Linked DNA regions of Homo sapiens: region 1 is linked to region 2. The links are chromatin contacts, found by Hi-C or POLR2A ChIA-PET in ENCODE. All regions are on one chromosome and are shown on one strand. The core of a region is the stretch at or near the end of the contact, and the rest is flanking DNA. Distances in the headings are between cores, read along the strand shown. Region 1 overlaps PACSIN2 (protein kinase C and casein kinase substrate in neurons 2). Region 2 holds the start of TNFRSF13C (TNF receptor superfamily member 13C).

Region 1 (3,527 bases), core at 376-2,875, 1.0 Mb after region 2:
AAATCATGTCACTTCCCTTCTCTAAACCATCACATCACTTCAACCCTAACTCCTCCGCTGTACTGCAAATCCCGTCATGACCCGGCCCCTGCCTGCCCTTCCACCCATTCCCCAACTACTCTCCCTTACCTGCTGGCCCTTCTCTGTCCCAGCACAGGATCTTCTCTCTGTTTCTTCAACATAATAAGCTCATCCCTGCCTCAGAGCCTTTGCACATGCTGTTCCCTCTGCCAGGAATGTTCTTCCCTGAGACAAGCGTATGGCCGGCTCCCCCTCACACCATTTGGGGCATCCCTTAGAGAATCTAGCCACACCTCCCACCACCACCAACTCTAGCCTGTTACCTTCTAACTCTTTTTATATTTCCTCAAAGCACATACCACTACCTCAGTTTTTACCTGTGTACAGTCTGCTTTCCCCTCTAGACAGTGAATTCCAGAAGCGTATCTCACATATGACAACAGGTCCTTTCTAACATTTGTTGAAACTGACAGCGACACACTTGGGGATCTTTACAAGTGAAATGGTGGGACAGTAAAGTGTTGACTTGATAAAAGGATATCAAATAAGACCTTTAGGATAATGTACTATTGGTATCAATTTTACTCACGAAGACCATATACTGACATATCTTGGATTACACAGGAGAGAAAAAAGATTAGTTACTCGGATTATTAACTACAAATGTTTATTGAGCTGAGAGCAAAACAATTTTTTGATGATTCTTACAAAGTCAATTCTAAAAAAAAAAAAAAGGAAAAAGCCAATTCTTCCACAATGGCCAGCTTGTAGAGCCACTAAGTCAGAAGCACTTCCCACCTGGAGCCTCCTGGGCAGCCCCCAGGACACCCCCCTGTCCACATGCCACTAGAAGTCCACACTTTCCACACTTTTATTTTGCTTTTGATCTTCAAAAAGGGGTCCTCTCTGAATCAGAGGAACCAACTGTGTTAGGAGACGAAATGTCCAATCAGTTACGCAGCACTTTAAATTCTCAAGTATCAAGAGTTGCTGTATCATTGAATCAGCATTTATATTTACAGTAGAATTTGAAAACACCTGGCAAAGCCAAGTTCCCATAATTAAGTCCAAAGCACATATTCAGAACCTAGTCTATTATTATCTTTATGTGTCAGAGGAAAACCTTGTTATCCCTGAAAAGTTGAGGTCTAAGACTTTAAGAAATTGGAAACAAACTATCTCTATGGTTCCATATACCTCCCCAACTTTCCTTAAATCCTGAACAACTCTTTAAGAAATATATATTTCTCAAAGCAATGAGATGTAGAAAGGTACCTCTCTGAATAATCCTGCATGCCTGGAGGGCGGGCAAAGCCGACTTCACCAGTGACTGCCAAGCCCAGCATTGTTTTTCTCTGGACTGCAGATTCTCAAAACAAGAGACCTGCCCAAAGTGGAAGCCTCAATTCAAGTCCAAAAATAAATGACAAAATAAATAAGAGCAACAGAACACACCCATGTTCATGTTTGAGGGGACCAAAGAACCAAGGGTGGTCTGTTAGATGTCTAGACCAAAATGTATAACACCAACTCCTCCCAAGCAAAAGCAGCAGCCTGTCCGTCCTATACTCTCAACCGTGGCGCCTAAAGGGGAAGTGGCTCCACACAGATGACATAGGTCCACCCACTCAAACCCCAACGGGGCCCTCACAGCCCCCGCACCCTGCACCGTCCTTCACAGAACCAGACCCTCTTTCTTCCCAGCATCTGCAAGTGGCAGAACAACGGACTTTTCCCATTTGGAGAAAAATGCTATTGCAGCTGGAGAAACATTCTTGGAAGTTATGAATAAGATATTCTGATTGTAAGGAATTGTAAATGTGATGCTGAAGTGTGTGAAAGTATGAACAAGCAGACGAGGAAATATTATGGCGCCATGGTAACAGAAACTATGGAAGAAACTCCAGTTCACAGAACTGTTTAAAAATAAACCGGATACTCAAATACCAGTGAAAAGCTACAATGACTCACACTGTTCTCCTCAAATACTTACAAGAACAGCCAGTTCTTTAACACACTTGTCTTCCAGGCTTTTTCCCCATTGGAGAAATGTGAGACAAAGAGAGTAAAAAGGAGCTTTGAAATTTTCTCTAATTTTACCAGCAAGTTGATCTGAATAACAACTTATATGTTTTAGAGTTGAGATGGGAGTATGGAAACGTGCAGAGAGCACTGAGGCTTTGAATAAAAACCATACTAAATTCAAAACATATAACCGAGGCCCAGAGTATGCTCAACTGTGTGCCCAAATACCAGTCAATCTGGTAAAGAGCTACAGCACAATTTCTACGGGAAACGCAAGACCTTCAAGGCACTGTGTGTGTGCAGATCGCCTTTTCCCTTCTTTTCCCTTCTTGGCTTCTGTGTACTCCCCCTCCTTTGGGCCCTGCCTCAGCTGCACATCCTCCAACTACACTTGCACACCTTTCAATGTGGCAGCTGCACACAGAACACCTCCTGGGGCCTCCCCACTCTGGCTTCCCAGCCTGCCCAGCAGCCTTGCCCCTCATGGGCTGGCCCTGATAGCCACACGTGCAGCACACTGCCACCTGAGACTGCCGCCTTGCTGGTCAACTCCCACCTACCTTGCAAGGCCCAGTTTGAGTGTCATCTCCTCCAAGAAGCCCCCCACCGTTCTAGTGACCCTTTGCCCACCACTGTCCCGTTATAGTTCCTCTATGGTGCCATTATTTGGCCCCCATTCCTCTTTCCCCAACCAAGTTGTTAACCCTGGTAGATCAGACCATACTCGAGTCACCTGCCTTCCCTAGTGCCTATCACGGTACCCACAGCTCCTCAGTGAGGGTCACTGAAAGAAAAAATGGAGCCAGGGCATGGATTTCTTTTCTTTCTTTTCTCTTTCTTTTCTTTTCTTTCTTCCTTTTTCTTTTTCTTTTTTTTTGAGACAGAGTTTCGCTTTATCGCCCAGGCTGGAGTGCAGTGGCGCAATCTCGGCTCACTGCAAGCTCCACCTCCCAGGTTCACGCCATTCTCCTGCCTCAGCCTCCTGAGTAGCTAGGACTACAGGTGCCCGCCACCGCGCCCGGCTAATTTTTTTTTTTTTTTTTTATTTTCAGTAGAGTCGGGGTTTCACTGTTTTAGCCAGGATGGTCTCGATCTCCTGACCTCATGATCTGCCCGTCTCGGCCTCCCAAAGTGCTGGGATTATAGGCGTGAGCCACCGTGCCCAGCCCAGGGCATGAATTTTTTAGGAAACCTCAGAGTCCAGCAGTGTCTGCGCCATATTCCTGATTATCGAGGACCTGCCTCCTCCCTGTTTCCCTTTCCCCTGACCTAACTCACCATTTCTCTCCTTTTCCCATGGGGCGGGGTGGGGGGAAGAAGGCTCTCCTGCACAGACTGCCCCTCTTCCACATGTGCGGAGACCTACTGTGGACATGGCTCCAGACTCATGGTCTTGTCTAGGGTCAGAGCACCAAAAAACTTGTTTCCACATAAGCTTTGCCACCAGCTGGTGAGCAGTTTCAATGAAGTAACTGTACTTA
Region 2 (3,519 bases), core at 890-3,389:
AACAAGGCCGGGCATGGTGGCTCATGCCTGTAATCCCAGCACTTTGGGAGGCCGAGCAGGGCGGATCACGAGGTCAGGAGATCGAGACCATCCTGGCCAACATGGTGAAATCCCGTCTCTACTAAAAATACAAAAATTAGCTGGCTGTGGTGGTGCGTGCCTGTAATCCCAGCTATTCGGGAGGCTGAGGCAGGAGAATCACTTGAACCAAGGAGTCGGAGGTTACAGTGAGGCGAGATCGCGCCACTGTACTCCAGCCTGGCGACAGAGCAAGACTCGTCTCAAAAAAAAAAAAAAAAAAAAAAAAAAAAAATCAAACAAACACAAAAAACCACCCAACTACAAATTAGGCATCCTCCCACTTGGTCTTTTTTCAGATTCATTTTGGCTTAATGGTGCCTTCCCCATTTTAAAAGCGGTCTTTTACTCATAGTGCCCCAGCCTTTTGAAGGCACAGGAACAGGAGCTGGGCTACCACCTTCAAGGGCTGTCAAAGATGGTGAGGTCTGAAGCCAAAGGCAAGCACACCAAACTCCATGGGGGCTGAATGCTGTGGTCTGTAGTGTCTGTGCTTCTGCAGAGTTAGCCTGGTCCCAGAAAGAGGGCATGTGCATGCTGGAGTGAAGAGCTGAATTTGATTTCCAAGCCCCTGGCTGGGGGTCCAGAGGGAGGGCAGGGGCCACCTCCTGCCGGCTCCCTGCTATTGTTGCTCAGGGCCGGCCGTCTTGGTGGTCACCAGTTCAGTGGAGCCCAGCTCTGTGGCTGGCACAGGGACACTGTGGCCAGGTGGGGTGGTTCCTGGGTCTTCCCCAGGAGGAGGCCAGGCAGGAGCTGTGGCATCAGAGATTCCCGGAGACAGAATGATGACCTTGTCCAGGGGCTCTGGGGCTGCAGGCAGAGGGGGTAGAGGCTCCGTACTCAGTCACAGCCTTCCCTCCCTCCCCTAGAAGACTCCTCTGGAGGGGCAGTCCTCCGTCAAATGAAGCCCAATGCAGGGTGGGGAGGGGTGGCACCTGGCTGACCCTGAGTCCAGAGGCCTGGCCAGTGGGGAGCTGGCAGGGCAGGGAGTTGGGGAGCTGGGGCTCAGTCTGGCAAACTCTTCAGGGATTTATGGGGGAACCAAGCTCCGTTAGACTCCCAAAGGGCAGGACAGACTCCTCCCTCAGACGGGGCCCCCTTCCTGCAACCTGTCTCTTCCTCACACTGGGGTCTGTCAGGGCAGAGCTGTTCCTGGCTCCGACCAGGGTCTCAGGGGCAGGACTATGTCTCCCTCCCCAGCCTGAGCTCCTCAGCGCAAACTCTTTTCCACTCTGTCTCCGTTTCCCCTTAAAGCCCTTCTCTCCCCCTCAGGGGCCATGCATCTCCCCCTAGACCGTCCCGACACCCCAGCCCCTGCGCCCCGCTCAGACTGGTTCCCCTACACACGGAACTCACCGTCCTTGTCTCCGTCGGGGGCCTCTGCGGAGGACGCGCCGCGAAGCCGCCGCTGTCGCCGCCTCCAGCTCACCAGACCCACCAGGACCAGCGCCAGGACCAGTGCCAGGCCCAGCAGCGCGGGGGCGCCAAAGAGCAGCCCGGGCAGGGGCAGCGCCGCCTCGCCGGCCCCCGCGCCCACCGACTCCTGCGGCTGCAGCGCCGTCCTGGGCGCAGGGCTGCTGGCCCCGGCTGCTTCGGGAGGGGACAGGGAGGGAGGCCAGGGGGCCGAGGGGAGGGAGGAGCGGGGACGGGGAGGGGCGGAGGGGGGCGAGGCTGGCCGGGGAGGGGAGGGACAGCCGGGGGGCGGTGGACAAGGGGAGGGAGAGAGGCGGCGGTGAGGGCCACGCGGTGATCGCGGGCCCCTCCAGGCCCTGCCCACAGGGTCCTTTCAGCCCTCGGCGCCCCCGGGGGTCGGGGCTCTGCCTGCGCCCTGGCGATCGGGGCCCCGTTCTCCCCGCAGCTGCCGGCGCCGCGCGCCCCGTGGGTCCCCCTTACCCGGTTTCGGCCGCGGCGTGCGCAGGAGCCCGCAGGCCACGCAGTGGCGGACCAGCAGGTCGAAGCACTCGGCCGGGACGCAGGGCGTGGGGGCTGGCGCGTCCCTGCCCCGCAGGCTCCGGGGCCCTCGCCTCATGGTGCCGACGCCGCCGCACAAGCTGCGGGGACTGAGGCTGAGCTGGGCTCCGGGGCCCTCGGGGAGGAAGCGGGGGGCGGGGGGAGCACTCTGCCCTGCCCCGCCCCCGCCTGCTGGGTGGGACCGAGCTCGCCTGGGGCCCCCCTTTCTTTTCTTTTTTTTTTTTTGAGACGGAGTCTCGCTCTGTCGCCCAGGCTGGAGTGCAATGGCGCTATCTCGGCTCACTGCAAGCTCTGCCTCCCGGGTTCAAACAATTCTCTGCCTCAGCCTCCCGAGTAGCTGAGATTGTAGGCGCCCACTGCCACGCCCGGCTAATTTTTGTATTTTTAGTAGAGACGGGGTTTCACCATCTTGGTCAGACTGGTTTTGAACTCCTGACCTCGTGATCCACCTGCCTCGGCCTCCCAAAGTGCTAGGATTACAGGCGTGAGCCACCGCACCCGGCCTGGCCTCTCTTTCTACCTGTGGTTCCCCAATTCAGCCCCTCAACCAGCACCGCCTGGGTGGGCCCTCTGCTGGGTGCTGGGAGGTGTCTGGGGGCAGACCAGAGCCTCCTCTTGGGTAGGGAGGGGGATGGACCCCGCAGCCAGGACACAGACCCTGAGTGGTTCCTCTGCTCCGTCTAGCCAAAGCCTCTCCATGACCCCGAGTGCTCCCCTGCCATCTCCCCCAACCCACCTGTCTCCTCCTCTCTTCCTGCCCTTCCTGGACAGAGCTGGTTGGGGATATCAGACACCTGCTTTTTTTTTTTTTTTTTTTGAAAAAGAGTCTGGCTCTGTGCAGTGGTGCAATCTCGGCTCACTGCAACCTCTGCCTCCCAGATTCAAGCGATTCTCCTGCCTCAGCCTCCCGAGTAACTGGGATTACAGGCATGCACCACCATGCCCGGCTAATTTTTGTATTTTTAGTAGAGGTGGGGTTTCACCATTTGGCCAGGCTGGTCTCGAACTCCTGACCTCAGGTGATCCGCCCTCCTCGGCCTCCCAAAGTGCTGGGATTATAGGTGTGAAGCCACAGTGCCCAGCCTGACATCAGACACTTGTACCAGGCCCAAGTAGCATGTGGGTCTGCCCTGAGGGAATCTCACACTTGTGCTGATGGGGGAAGACAGCCTCGCAGCAAGGGCACCAGCTCACGTCATCCTGGAAGGTGGGCCGGAAGGCTTCATGGAGAGGGCGATGGTGAAGTGTTTGCCAGATGGACTGAGGTCTAGGGAGCAGATGGGGGTGAAGGCCAAAGGGGAGCAAAGGCTTGGAGGCCCAAACAGGAAGTCCAGGGAGTGCTGGGACCGAAAGGCTGGACTGGGGCCTTATCTAGCACATTAGGGAGCTTGGACTGTGGCTGGGGGACACGAGGGAGCCACTGGGGCTTTGTGCAGGGAGGACCCAGGAAGATCTGCCTATGAGTGAGGG

Evidence for each region. A loop is a pair of places that touch in the nucleus more often than their neighbours do. ChIA-PET counts read pairs that join two places held with the same protein, here RNA polymerase II (POLR2A). Pooled maps may share reads with other maps.
Region 1: a map with no recorded cell type shows a loop between it and region 2 (5-fold over the local background). The contact joins the enhancer-like site here to the promoter of TNFRSF13C in region 2. A Hi-C loop is called at or near these places in 3 of 37 single-sample maps with no recorded cell type and 2 of 50 pooled maps. POLR2A ChIA-PET finds 5 or more read pairs at or near these places in 2 of 52 experiments (GM12878 and OCI-LY7).

What each region holds. Positions count from the first base shown.
Region 1 is chr22:42,932,011-42,935,537 of GRCh38, forward strand. The region is part of intron 1 of PACSIN2 (protein kinase C and casein kinase substrate in neurons 2); the gene reads right to left. Among named protein-coding and RNA genes, the nearest start is that of ARFGAP3, 77 kb to the left of the region's middle. RefSeq lists enhancers at 2,007-2,523, 2,524-3,039. Within about 2 kb of position 1,626, at least 25 of the 41 ENCODE cell types and tissues checked have a DNase peak (open chromatin) inside an H3K27ac peak, as active enhancers do; they include GM12878, where a contact is called at or near this core.
Region 2 is chr22:41,924,667-41,928,185 of GRCh38, forward strand. TNFRSF13C (TNF receptor superfamily member 13C) reads right to left here and starts at 2,140. Exons shown (of 3, transcript NM_052945.4): 1 at 1,972-2,140; 2 at 1,435-1,665; 3 at 1-888. The coding sequence starts at 2,107. The coding sequence ends at 701. It also overlaps a transcript of CENPM not described here. RefSeq lists enhancers at 367-868, 869-1,368 and a silencer at 1,461-2,200.